Regions from separate parts of the Homo sapiens genome. Here all the other regions are linked to region 3. The links are chromatin contacts, found by Hi-C or POLR2A ChIA-PET in ENCODE. All regions are on one chromosome and are shown on one strand. The core of a region is the stretch at or near the end of the contact, and the rest is flanking DNA. Distances in the headings are between cores, read along the strand shown.

The links. A loop is a pair of places that touch in the nucleus more often than their neighbours do. ChIA-PET counts read pairs that join two places held with the same protein, here RNA polymerase II (POLR2A). Pooled maps may share reads with other maps.
Region 1: a map of ascending aorta shows a loop between it and region 3 (4-fold over the local background). The contact joins the promoter of RWDD2A here to the promoter of TBX18 in region 3. A Hi-C loop is called at or near these places in 1 of 168 maps with a recorded cell type or tissue (ascending aorta). POLR2A ChIA-PET finds 5 or more read pairs at or near these places in 1 of 52 experiments (Panc1).
Region 2: a pooled map shows a loop between it and region 3 (10-fold over the local background). The contact joins the promoter of SNAP91 here to the promoter of TBX18 in region 3. A Hi-C loop is called at or near these places in 2 of 37 single-sample maps with no recorded cell type and 5 of 50 pooled maps. POLR2A ChIA-PET finds 5 or more read pairs at or near these places in 1 of 52 experiments (HEK293T).

What each region holds. Positions count from the first base shown.
Region 1 is chr6:83,190,952-83,195,209 of GRCh38, reverse strand. RWDD2A (RWD domain containing 2A) reads right to left here and starts at 1,853. Exons shown (of 3, transcript NM_033411.5): 1 at 1,767-1,853; 2 at 558-898. The coding sequence starts at 758. It overlaps PGM3 (phosphoglucomutase 3), which reads left to right and starts at 1,945. Exons shown (of 13, transcript NM_015599.3): 1 at 1,945-2,031; 2 at 4,196-4,258. The coding sequence starts at 4,198. RefSeq lists silencers at 1,555-1,924, 2,225-2,294 and an enhancer at 1,483-1,982.
Region 2 is chr6:83,707,039-83,711,610 of GRCh38, reverse strand. SNAP91 (synaptosome associated protein 91) reads left to right here and starts at 2,510. Exons shown (of 30, transcript NM_001242792.2): 1 at 2,510-2,766; 2 at 3,654-3,813. The coding sequence starts at 3,684. It overlaps LOC105377879 (a long non-coding RNA gene), which reads right to left and starts at 2,169. Exons shown (of 3, transcript NR_136251.1): 1 at 1,892-2,169. RefSeq lists silencers at 2,238-2,297, 2,628-2,837, 3,247-3,541.
Region 3 is chr6:84,761,932-84,766,446 of GRCh38, reverse strand. TBX18 (T-box transcription factor 18) reads left to right here and starts at 1,849. Exons shown (of 8, transcript NM_001080508.3): 1 at 1,849-2,557; 2 at 3,699-3,903. The coding sequence starts at 2,266. It overlaps LOC124901353 (a long non-coding RNA gene), which reads right to left and starts at 4,106. Exons shown (of 2, transcript XR_007059666.1): 1 at 3,961-4,106. RefSeq lists enhancers at 1,642-1,936, 1,948-2,531, 2,532-3,116.

The DNA of each region.
Region 1 (4,258 bases), core at 604-3,103, 1.6 Mb after region 3:
ACCAGAAAGTCTCCTCTGAGGGAATAACAACTGAAGGATGAGTAGGAAATAGCTACAACAGTGGTTCTCAAATGCCCAGTCCACGTATTACCTATGCTATGCTAATGTTGCTGGAGATAAATGGATCAGAAGATGGAGGTAAATTCATTTTTAGTCTTTAGATTTTTCCATCCATATTTGCTTTCTGTGTTATGGTGCCATCAAAAAATCCACTCATTCACTCCTTAAAAGACAGTTATGTTACAGGAGATATTTAGATTTATGAAAATCATGATACATGTGAAAGGTAGTCCAACTGGATGGGTGAACAAAATAATAATGGCATAAGACTGCAAGATAGCGTCAATAAAAACTCCAGGTATATTTGTTAAAAAGGTGTATATGTTTACATAAAATTAAAGATATTTACTGAAGACAATTTATAGAGCATTCCGTATCTTTCAAACAAGGAAATATGCACCTGGAATATTTCTATCTTTCCTTGACAGAAAGCTCATGTTCTAGATGTTTCAATTAAAAACTGGGCACCTGGCAAACACTTAAATCAGGGTACCTACCTTGGGCTCTTCAATCTGGAGTGTAATTACAAATTCGATTTTTGGTGGCAGCGCCTCCCTTGTGCCTTCCAAATACCTCTTTATATTCGTCAGGGCATTTACATCTTCAAGTTTTACTTCTCCTTGGTTAGGAAACATAGAAAACAGCATTTCCATCTCCAGTAGCTGAAGCTGAAGGCTTTCTTTCACCGAAGCAGACATGTTGCCTCGCAATCAGCCTGCCTGGAAACCTCACAAGGCTCAGGGACGCTGGGTTTGTCAATGCCAGCCGGTATCCAGCGAAATTTCCCGAAGGTCCCTTTACGTGGAAGCAATTCTGCAGGAACGCTTTGCACCGAGAGCTAGGGGCACAAACCAGACACTTGCACTCTTCTTTATTTCCTGACTCCAAAATCTAGTATGCACAACATCCTCTAAAACACTCCGTAAAAACCCATATTCTGCGTACCCGGGCTCCGGGTTCCCGCCTCCCGCACCCCGCACTAGATAGGGGAATCTGCACTTTCAACAGGTGTTTGGAACTGTCCCGCTGCAGGTGGCAGGCAGACACCTGCAGACGCTCTGCAAGCCTGAATTCTGGGAAAGGCTGGGGCCCGGCTTCCAATCCCACCCGGGGCTCGGGCTTGGGCGGAGCCAGACGCTGCGGCGAGAGAGGCCGCAGTGCCAGCAGGATGGGCTCCGAGTTCCCCAGCGCCAGTCGCCACCCCTCGGTCCTGGACTCGCGGACCGCCCCCCCCCAACACCGCGGTGGCCTTTTCGCTTGGGCCGCATTCCAGGGCTCCGGACGTTTACGATTCACTGGCCTCTGCCCCGAGGGACCCAGGATAAGGGTAGGGGGTGTCTCAGAGGTCATTAAATAAAAGATGTTTACAGTGAGCTGGGGGAAGGGGGTACCCGGGGAGACGGCAGCCGGAGAAGGCTTCCCAGATTCAAAGGTTTGGGAGATGACCTCGACGTCGGAGAGGGGGATGCGGGCCGCCGGCGGCGCTCACTGTGGGCGAGGTCGCCCTGTCCGAGGCCCAGCGACGGGGCTGATTCCCCACCCCCGCCCCTAGCCAAGACCACTAGGAACCCCGGCTTCCCAGGAACGCAGGGCCTGCCGCCCCCAGAGGCCCGGATTTGGAGGCGGAGGCTGTGCCTCCGCGGCCGCAGTGCTCTGAGGGCCCGCGACCCTCGGCCCCAACCCCCGGGCCACCGCGGGGGCCTCACCCTTTCTGGTCACTCAATGGTAACAGCCCCAGACCCCGCTCGGAACCGCAGCCGCAGTTCCTCAGGCGCCAGCTGCGCGCGACCTGCGGCGAGGCGGGGGCGGGGCTGGCGGATAGTCCTCTGCCGTGATTGGCCAGGGGGCGTGGCGACGAGCCGGAAGCCACGCAGGGCCACGTCTGCGGTTCTGAGGACTGGGTTTGGGTGCAGACGTTGTTGCTTGGGCGCTTCTCCGCTGCGTGTAGGTGAAGGGGGCTTCCTGACCGAGGTAAGCCGGGCCCCGAGGCTCGGAGTTGAGAAGGGAGACTACCGGTCGGCAAGGGCTCGGTGGGAGCGGGACAGGTCAGATTCTCGGCCCGACGGAGGGGCTAGTGGTCTGGCGGGCGACTGACCGAGCGGCGGAGCGCGCGGGACACACCTACAGGCCCCTGCGCCCCGCGGGCGGGCTGGTCGGGACGGGCCGCGGGTCTCCTGCCGGGGCTCTGGTACGTGGACCTAGGCGGGGACCTCAGGGTGGAGTGCCGGGAATCACCCTTGTGCGGTGATTCGAGGGTAGGCGGGAGAGAGGCACCAAGGAGATTTGAAGATTGAATGGAGAGTAGGGGGATACTCTTAACTTTTTGCGTGGACGCTGGATTTGGCAAATATGCTTTCAATAAAGGCATTCGCAGAGGCATTGAAAGTAGTTGTAGGGCCTAAAACGCATGAAAGGATGAACTCATATTATCTGGACCTTTTTTTTTTTAATGGCTTTTTGGAGTTAACAGGACTGGTTTACACTCTTATGAATAATCATGACACATAACTGACTGCTCAGTTTTTACAAATATGTATTCATCCTTAGGAAAGAGATCTGATCACTGTCTTGAACTAAATTAGTTTACTGAATGCCAGCTTTTTCCAACTGGACAAAAGCAAGTATTTTTCACCATTTCTTGCAAGTTCTGTTCATTGAAGCAATGAAGGACAATAAAGAAAACAAAATTATGAGGCTAGCAGCTGGCGGACTGCTCCTCATCTCTGGGCTAATTGGGAATTAATTGACCCAGGAAATGTAGTATATGGACTACTGAAGGAAAACTACTGACTGAGGTTGGAAACCCCAAGTTCCACTTAATGGGAGTATCCCAGAGAAAACAGTATTAGTGGGCTAAGGGCCGATTTTTTGTTGTTGTTTGTTTTGAGACGGAGTCTCACCCTGTCGCCCAGCCTGGAGTGCAGTGGCGCGATCTCGGCTCACTGCGACCTCCACCCGCGGGTTCAAGCGATTCTCCTGCGTCAGCCTCCTGAGTAGCTGGGACTACAGGCGCGCACCACCACGCCAGGCTACTTTTTGTATTTTTAGTAGAGACAAGGGTCTCACCATGTTGGTCAGGCTGGTCTTGAATTCCTGACCTCGTGATCCGCCCGCCTTGGCCTCCCAAAATGCCGGGATTACAGGCCTGAGCCACCTCACCTGGCCTGTTTTTTTTTTTTTTTTTTTTTTTTGAGACCGAGTCTCCCTTTGTCACCCAGGCTGGAGTGCAGTGGCGCGATCTCGGCTCACTGCAACCTCTGCCTCCCGAGTAGCTGGGATTACAGGCGCCAGCTAACACGCCCGACTAATTTTTTTGTATTTTTAATAGAGAGGCGGTTTCGCCATGTTGGCCAGGCTGGTTTCAAACTCCTGACCTCAGGTGATCCGCCTGCCTTGGCCTCTCAAAGTGCTAAGATTACTGGCGTGAGCCACCGCTCCCGGCCGATGTTTTATTTTTAAAAGTAAAGGAAAAAGGTGGCATTCTTTCAGAAGAAGATATTGCTAGTTTTAGAGCAACATCTTAGAAGGGTGTCCTGATTGTTTTTAGCAAATGGAAAAAGATCTGGGTAGTCTTGGAGAAGAAACTGTTGCCTTTTGCTTTTCCTTTAAGAATATGTCTCTGTAGTTTGGGAGAAATAGCAAAAGAACCACAAAGATTTCTCAGATATTTGGGGATATGTAGTTTCAGTCCACTCAAGAATCTGACTTTAGGCCTCAATCCGTCACCAGCTATCTATGTTAATTTAGGTTAGTTTCCCTTTTTGTAAAATGAAATGATCTTTGAGCTCATTGGAGTCTCTGAATAGGTGTAAAATCTTCATTTTAGTTGAGAGTGGACCAATTTAAGTGTGCCCGGCGTCCAGGATAGTCCTGGAGCTAAAATGGGAGGAGAGTGGGGACAATCTGCTATCTGCCCTGAGTCTGCCCAGGAGTGGACATACCAAGTTGGACAACATCTTGTAGGTAATTCTAACCCACAGGACTTACTCTCCTGCCCATTGCTCTGTCAAACATAGGGTTCTTTGAGGAGGTTCAGGATGAGACAGACCTATTCGTTTGGGGTGGCAGTTTTTGAAGCAAATGGTTCTTAAGAAATTACTTGTTATGCCCGAAACAATATTTCTTAATTTTGTAGACATGGATTTAGGTGCTATTACAAAATACTCAGCATTACACGCCAAGCCCAATGGACTGATCC
Region 2 (4,572 bases), core at 1,261-3,760, 1.1 Mb after region 3:
AGAGAACATAATGTGTATGATTATAATCCTTTTAAATTTATTGAGACTAGCTTCATGGCTTAGGATCAGTCAGTATGGTCAATCCTGGAGAATATTCCATGCACACTTTAAGAAAGTATTCCACTACTGTTGGGTGGACTATTTTATAAATGTCAATTAGGTGAAGTTGGTCTGCAGGACTATTTCTTTCTTTTTTTTTTTTTTTGTGAGACAGAGTCTTGCTCTGTCACCCCAGCTGAAGTGCAGTGGCGCGATGTCCGCTCACTGCAAGCTCCGCCTCCCGGGTTCACGCCATTCTCCTGCCTCAGCCTCCTGAGTAGCTGGGGCTACAGGCACCCACCACCACGCCCAGCTAATTTTTTTTTTTTTTTGTATTTTTAGTAGAGACGGGGTTTCACCGTGTTAGCCAGGATGGTCTTGATCTCCTAACCTCATGATCTGCCTGGCTCGGCCTCCCAAAGTGCTGGGATTACAAGCATGAGCCAACCGCGTCCGGCCTACAGGGCTATTTCAAGTCATCTATACCCTTACAGGTTTCCTGTCTACTTGTCCTATTTATTACATAGAGAAAAGTGCTGAAATCCTGAAGTATAATTGTGGATTTGCCTGTTTCTCCTTTTAATGCTATTAGGTTTTGCTTCGTCCTACTTTGAAGCTCTGTTCTTAGATATACAAACAAGTAGAATTGTTCCATGCTCTTAATGAATTTTTCATTATGAAATGTGCCTGTTTATTGCTATTAATATTCCTTATTGTAAAACCTACTTTGATATTAATATTGCCACTCCCAACTCTATCAGATTATATTGAGGTATAATTAACAAACAACAAAATTCGCCAATTTTAAGTGTACAAATTGATGAGTTTTGAGAAATACATGCAGCTGTATAATCATCATCACCGTCACGATATAAAACATTTCCATCTCTCCAAAAAGTTTCCTTCTGCCCCTTTGCAGTCCCCTCCCCCAATGCCACCGTCACCTGACTCGGCACCTGATGTGTTTTCTGTTTCTATAGTTTTGACTTTTCCAGAATGTTACATAAATGAAATCAAAATAATAAGTAGAATTTTTGATAGAGCTTCTTTCCCTTCGTCTAATGAATTTGAGATTCATGAATGGTATTAGTTTGTTTCTTGTTATTGCTAAGTAGTATTCCATTATGTGGATATACCATATTTTGTTTATTCATTTACTAGTAGAATAACATTTGGCTTTCCTCCAGTTTGGGGCCATTATATTAAGCTGCTATAAAACTGGAGTACAAGTTTTTTTAATAGAATTGCGTTTTTATTTCCCTTGTAAATATGGTAAGACTAGTACTTGAGACAATAGTGCTCTTAAGCTGTCTCTCTTTAGTCATTAAGCTTCCAATTAGTCCTAGAATCAGTCTCAGTAGTTAGGAAATCATGACTGCATACTGAACACTGTACCAGGTGAAAGAGAGGAATATATAACAAAACGTTGAGATCGATAGGTATCGATATATGGCTTCAAGGCCGAGCAGAAGCCACCCGAAGCAAGGAGAAAAAATGCCAGGAAAGCTCACAAATATAGTTTTGATCTTCATGCTACTGTGAGAATTAAAAAAAAAGGTGAACATAAATAACAACCTTTGAAAATGTCAACACGTGAAGCTATTAACCAACTCCACATCCCTGTTTAGAAATTCCTGCTTACTATTCGAATATACACTTGACATACAATTGACGGACGTTCCAACACTATATTTAATTGGCAGAAATTACTTCTTAAGGGTACAAAGGGTTTTCTTTATGCACGCAAATGATTACTGTCGAAGGTAATCTGGGACTCGATTAACGGCTGTGTTAATTATTCTCCCTTCAGCAGACCTCAGTATCCGTTTAAGACTAAAGTGGCTAGAATTACCTGCCCACCCGGGCTCCCAGTTGTAACTGAGACAAGCGGAGGAGCCTGAGGAGCTGAAGACGCACAGGTGACGGTCGCGGATGGCCGGCAGGATCTGACATTTAAAATCGCCCTGCTCATCTGGGCCTCGGAGCCTTTGACAGGCGGGCGTGTCAGCGACAGTGTGGGGAAGGGGCTGGGCTCCGCCAGGCAGCGCGCGACGACGCCCTTGCCTTGGCCTTCACAGAGTAGAACCCGAGAAGCCCACTCGCCCGTCTTGGCCAACGCCCCCAACGCCCAGGGCTCCCCCCGCAGTCGGCGGGCAGGTGTGCGTGGTGCGCGAGCCCAGTGCGTGCCGGGTGCGGCGCCAGCAGCGGAGGGGCGGCCCGGCGCCCAGCGGAGAGCCGCTGGCTGGGTGGGTGTCGGCCTCCCCGCCTCCTTCTTCTCCCCGCCGGCTTGCCGGGGATGCTTGCGCGAGGCGCCCCCTCGCCTTTAAGCTCCCGGCCCCGGGGGGCGGTGTGTGTGAGTAGCTGGGAGGGGGCCGCGAGGCGCTCCGCCGAGGGCTCGTCCGGGTTTGTCCGCCGCCGTCACCTGACTCGTCGGAGGAGCCACAGCTGAGGTGGGGGCGGGGATGGGGACGCAGCTCGGAGCGCTAGAGAGACGCGGCGGCGCTGGCAGAAGAGGCGGCGGCGGGCGGGTACTGGCTTCTGGGGCCAGGGGCCAGGGGCGGTGGGCGCCGGGACCGCGGAGCTGAGGAGCGGGGCCCGGCCAGGGCTGGAGACTTTGCGCCCGGGGGCACCGGGGCTACGCGCGGTCGCACACATCCACCGGCGCGGCTTCCCTCGGCGGCCCGGGCTCCGCTCATCCTGCGGCGGGCGGCGCCGCTCAGGGGCGGGGTGAGTACCCGCGGCCGTACTCGGCCCCCTCCCCGCGCCAGGGTCTCGCGGGGATCCGCAGAGGATAATCCCAGGGTGCGGAGAAGGGCAGCGGCCGAGTGACAGCTCCGCGGAGCGCTCCAGGGCGGGCGGGGGACTGGGCTTCGCTGTCAGCCCGGCTCCTCTCCAAAGCCAGGAAGGGTGAGGCGCCCCAAGACTCCGGCGCCTCCGCAGAGCTCCCGGGCGGCCCCTGCGGCAGGGATTTGGAACCGGGGGGAAGGGGCCCGGGCGATGGGCCTCGGCGAGGCTTTGGAGCCGGCGGCGAGGAAGGAAGGGGAGGCGAGGGCATAACATGGCGCAACGCTAGGATAATCTCCTTCGCGACTGAGGGAGGACGAGCCCTTTGCTGCAGCAGCGCGAGGAGGAGGAGGGAGGCAGCCAGGGCTTGGGTATCCGATGCATTCCCCGAAGCCTGCGGGCTGCTAGGAGGAAAGTCTGCTGAGGTGGGAGATGGGCACCGGTGGGTGCGGCGCCCAGGGAATAACCCCAACGCACGTTGTGGCTAGTCCAGCACCCGCGGGTCAGGTTGCGGGGAAAGTGCTGATTGACAGGGGGGTCCCCAGGGGGTGAGTCTGGCCCTATGTGGGGGCCGGGGGAGAATGGGGACGGTGTCACGATGCTGCGACTGGAGCCCACGCTGGGGTTCCGTGACGGCCCTACTCACGGCCAAGACTCCCTGGACCGCATCGCAGGAGCGGGGCTTGGCGCGTTGCTGGCTCCGAGAGGTGGTGCCAGGGTGGGGATGGAGGAGGAGAGAGCCGCCGCGCGGCTGGAGGAGGCAAGGCCTGGGTGCTTGGAGGGTAGGGTCTGCGGATTAAAGCCGGACCGTCTCCCCTTGTTTCCTGCAGAAGAGGAGGCGGTAGACGCGACCACAGAAGATGTCGGGCCAAACGCTCACGGATCGGATCGCCGCCGCTCAGTACAGCGTTACAGGCTCTGCTGTAGCAAGAGCGGTCTGCAAAGCCACTACTCATGAAGTAATGGGCCCCAAGAAAAAGCACCTGGACTGTAAGCATCTCTTTATATAAGAGGGACATGCGCACGGCAGAGGCGCCTGGGATGCTGGTGGTGCGGCCTGCGCTCTTGGTCCATAATGCTGTGGCCTCTGATACTCCCAGCCAGGTTGCCCCTGAGCTGAAATTCTTCAGCTGTGAAGGTGTTCCCTTGGGTTAGCCATGAAACCTTGTCTTGTGAGCCATTTTTTCCTCTTATTGACCTCCAAGGTCTTGGTGGAGGGGGAAAAATACACACACACACACACACACACACGCATATGTATATACACACACACAAGAGAGAGATTGTACACACTGAATTAGATGTTTTTCACCTTTTTTTCTTTCTCCACCCACCCTCCCTTCTCCAAATTAGAGGAAATTAGAGGTTGCACAGTCAAAAAAAAAAAAGATGAATTTATGGAAGGTCAAACTTGTCACCCTAGTTCTTTCCTAAATACATTTCAGATAGTTCTAAGGTAGTATAATCTTTTTAAGTGTTGCTCCTGAGGATTGTTTTTGTGAGTATGGGTGTGTGTGTGTGTGTGTGAGGTATGTTACCATACCAAACTGAAATAAATTCAAGGTACTGAATGAGGAAATTGGACTTCATAGCTATGGCAATTTCATTTTACACATCCTGGCACACTTTGTCCCATTCTCAGAAAATGCTGGGTGAGATGACTATGCTATGGTCACAAAATGGATGTACTTCCCCAGCATCTGAGATGGTGCAATTTTAGATGAAACCGTTTAATTCTTAATATTATTT
Region 3 (4,515 bases), core at 600-3,099:
TTTAATGATGTAATACCGGCCTAGGGTACCCCGGAGCTTGGAGACCCACTAGGGACCACACAGCTCTAAACCGGTCGCAAAGCCTTCATTTTGTAAAATGCAAAACACCTCCTCCCAACTGAGTTTGTTTCTCAGGCGTCTAAAAGAGGCTTCCTCCGCAAGGATATTACAAAATCATTTTTGACCTCAAGGCTGCCAGGTTTGGCTGGGCGGCTTGCTCGTGCCTCTGCTCATCGCCTGCCAGGTTCCTACTCCCGCTGTGGTGTCCGGCCTCCAGGAACCGCGCGTTCTCTTCTACAATAAAAGGATCAGTCTCAGTGGCGGATCTACCCCCAAATGCTACTCTACTGAAAGTTTACAGAGAAGTCAGAGATAAAAGGGCAGCCAACGGTTGCGGAGATTGAATTAAACGAGGGACGAGGGAGAGGAAAAAATTCCTTTGTCATATATATATATATATATATACACACACACACATATGGAGACAGAGAGAGAGACAGAGACGGAGTCTTGCTGCGTCGCCAGGCTGGAGTACAGTAGCGCGATCTGGGCTCACTGCAACCTCCGCCTCCCGAGTTCAAGCGATTCTCCTGCCTCAGCCTCCCGAGTAGCTGGGACTACAGGCGTGCACCACCACGCCCAGCTACTATTTGTATTTATTTATTTATTTAGTAGAGACGGGGGTTTCACCATGTTGGCCAGGATGGTCTCGATCTCTTGACCTCGTGATCCGCCCGCGTAGGCCTCTCAAAGTGCTGGGAATACAGGCGTGAGCCACCGCGCCCGGCCTGCCGTGTATTTTATACAAAAGATGGAGTAATATGCACGATTAATTTTATTCCACAAGAGATTTGCTCTATTTATACCAAACATATATATATATATTTGTTAATCCTAACAAAAAGTCGAGTTGAAACTACAAAACAAATTGTACAAATATATATGTTTGGTGTCATTTAATTAAAAAGCACTGATTTTATTAAATTTGTTTTAAATACATCAATGGACTCCTTAAAAGCCTGAAGTAACGATTGTAAATTGTCAACAGTAGGACAAATATAAACTTACTTAAATCACAGAGAAGTTTTTCAAATGGGGAATTTTATTGCGTCTTCATACTTATTTCATTTTGCGAAGTTTTAAGGGGTTTTAAAGTTGTCCATATCGTTAAAGACGTACAGAATGAAAATCCCATGACCTACGTTTTAAAATAACTACCACTCTTTGAAAGAAAAGGTGGGCTGCGGAAAGGGCGTGCTTTTTCTGACATTTATATGACGGACTGAGCGTTAACGTAACATTTTGCACTCCTAAAGGATTTACATATTTCTTAACCTGGTATCCCCTAAGAAAAAAATCACGGAGTAAAGTTTAAATAAGCCTAAGCCATATCTGGCGCAGACTGAGTGCAGGAACATTTAAATGAGAAAGGAGGGGCCTGCGAATTCTTCCCAGCTTCCCAATATTCTGAGTTGTAGCAACATTAAGCGATACGGAAGTGGGACGGCAATTTACGGAACCTTGAAAGATTCCTGATTTTCTAACTTGTTGAACGTCTAGTTTAAAGCCGGGAACTTCCGCCTTTCCAGGTCCTGGTGAGGAAAGCTGGAGACTACGGGGCTGGACTCAGCTACGGACGTCAGAGAGACAGAGTTCAGCGTCCGTGTGGCTGGCACATCCAAGCCAGACAGCGGCGCTTTTCACTCCTGGTTTTTCGCTACCTTGTAAGGAAGTGGGCGCGGGCTGCGCGGAGTCGGCGCCTCCTGATTGGCCGGCCGTCTGGGTGATGGACAGGGACCCGGGCTCCGCCCCCGCCGCTTTATTGACACTAATGAGCAAGTTCTTCCCACCGCTCTCCTGCCTGGAAGTGCTGACAGATCAAGGCAACAAATTTCAATTACAATCCCTAATTTGTGTCCACAGAGTGTTTTTTACCCATGTTAGTCCTCTCTGGCGCATCAGTTGAGGCAGACCTCGGAGCAGCAGGAGGAGGTGGAAGGGGTGGGAGCAAAGGAGTGCATCAGTGAGAGAGCGCGCGAGAGAGACCCAGGAAAGGAGACTTGGCCGGCGCGTCGCCGGTTCCTGGATCCCAACACAAGCGAGAAAGCGGAAACGCCAAATCTGTTTTTTGCCCGCGGTGGGGAAGGGGGCAGATCTCGGGAGGCCCCGAGAGCCTTTTAGTTTTTGGTGGGGGAAGAGCGAGAGCGCGCGTGTGCCCGCGTGAGTGTATATGAGAGAGGGGCGGGCGGGCGCGGGGCGGGGGGGATGGCCGAGAAGCGAAGGGGCTCGCCGTGCAGCATGCTAAGCCTCAAGGCGCACGCTTTCTCGGTGGAGGCGCTGATCGGCGCCGAGAAGCAGCAACAGCTTCAGAAGAAGCGGCGAAAACTGGGCGCCGAAGAGGCGGCGGGGGCCGTGGACGACGGAGGCTGCAGCCGCGGCGGCGGCGCGGGCGAAAAGGGTTCTTCTGAGGGAGACGAAGGCGCTGCGCTCCCGCCGCCGGCTGGGGCGACGTCTGGGCCGGCTCGGAGTGGCGCAGACCTGGAGCGCGGAGCCGCGGGTGAGTGGGCCCCTTCCTGCCTATAACTTCTCTCCGGCGCGAACCTGAACTTCTGCGAGTCTGTGGGTGTGCGTGCGCGCCGCGTCCCTACATGGCCAAGGCCACTCAGCCACTAGCGCATTGGCCGTGTCAGTCGCAAAGCTCGCCGCGCAACCTGGTCACCCTCCAGACGGTTCAGATACTGCTTCCAGGCTCGCCTCGCGGGCGGCCGCCGCCCACTCGGCGACCCGCGCCTTCGGCCGCGGCTGTTTGCTGCGCCTAGCGGTGCAGCTCTGTGCTTCCTGCATCTGCCTCCCTTGGGGTTCCAGCCAATGGGTGCTCTTTTTTGTTTCCTAACTTTTAAAAGCACAGGGCGGGGAGGAGGGGAGCGACGGCATACCCCACCCTGAAACCGGAACGAATGCCCTAAACCGTTTGTGCAAACCAGGAAGAGGGCGGCATATTTGGAAACTTGGTTTCCCGAAGGGTAGTTGAGCGGTTCCCTTCCCTTCTCCTCTTGATTTCTCTGCCAAGGCCGACGGCGACCGCGGGCTTGCTTTTCACACTTTTCTCTGCTGGGCTGGAAGCGCAGGGCGCCGGGAGTTTGGCGAAAGCGGGGTCTGAAGAGCCTTCTAGAAGATGCCTCCGGCCCGGCCCAAAAGAAGGCCCAAAGCGAGGCGCCGCAGACGCTTATGGCTTAAGGAGGCCCAGGCTCTTGGGACCAGAGTCCGGGCGCTTTTGCTGCTTGCGCTTCGAGGCGCAGGTTGCGTCGGAGTTTGCACTGGGGACTCTGGACCCGGGAGCTCCTCTGACTCCGTCGGGCAAGCGTCCCAGACCCCGGCGGCGGCGTGAAGCCTTTTCTGCTGGGGCCTTGGCCCTGCGGAGGCCCAGCGGGTGGGGTGGACGCTGCCCGCGCGCCTCTCCCGGGCTTGGGACTTGGGGACCAAGCAGGCCACACTGGAGCTCTGAATGCGCCCCTTCGACAGGCAGAATGTGGGTGTCTATCGACTGGCTTGTTCTTTAGGAGGACCTGATGGCACCAAAGCTTCCCCTTTTCTCCCGGTCATTTTCCTCTTCTCAGCCACCAGGTGGGCCCGTCTCCGCGGCTGGCTTCCCCTCTGTTTCCCTCACCAGTTCCCTTTCTCTGTCCTTTGCTGTCCAGGCGGCTGTGAGGACGGCTTCCAGCAGGGAGCTTCCCCTCTGGCGTCACCGGGAGGCTCCCCCAAGGGGTCTCCGGCGCGCTCCCTGGCCCGGCCCGGGACCCCTCTGCCCTCGCCGCAGGCCCCGCGGGTGGATCTGCAGGGAGCCGAGCTCTGGAAGCGCTTTCATGAGATAGGCACTGAGATGATCATCACCAAGGCCGGCAGGTAATGGGCAAGCTGGCGTGGACGCCCCTCCCTACCCCAGACCCTGTCTTCACTCACCTCTAGCTCAATCAGGAAGAAGGGCCTGCAGCTCGGTGGGGGTTCTGGATAGCATTTTCGGTCAAACGGGACCAGGCCCCAGACCGTGGTTCACTTTGGAGGCTAGCTTTGGCTACCCACCACTAGTGCAGTCGGTGCACAGTCCAACTGCCCTCTGGTTGAATGCCAGGGAGAAAATTACTGTCGCCGCTGATGCCACAGCTGTCGCGGTTGATGTTCTGCGTTCAGGGCGGTTATAAATTTGAGGTCATATTTACCCTTGTCCAGGTATTTATTTAGGCTCTAGTTGTCAGTTCTGGAACTAGGAAACATTCTTTTTTTTTTCCTTTCTCTTTTATTTTTAAACAGCAGTTTACTCCAGTAAACTATGATTTGCTTTTTCAGATTTGAAACTCCCAGGCAGATTGGTTCTTTATCAGAAGATATCCTGGCAATTTGATAAGATGATCTGTCCTGCTATTTCATATTAGACTAGGAGGAAAAGTCACTGGACTCACCCACAATACATGTTTAATCATGTATAGGTGCAAGAATAATTACCCTGATTTTTAAAAA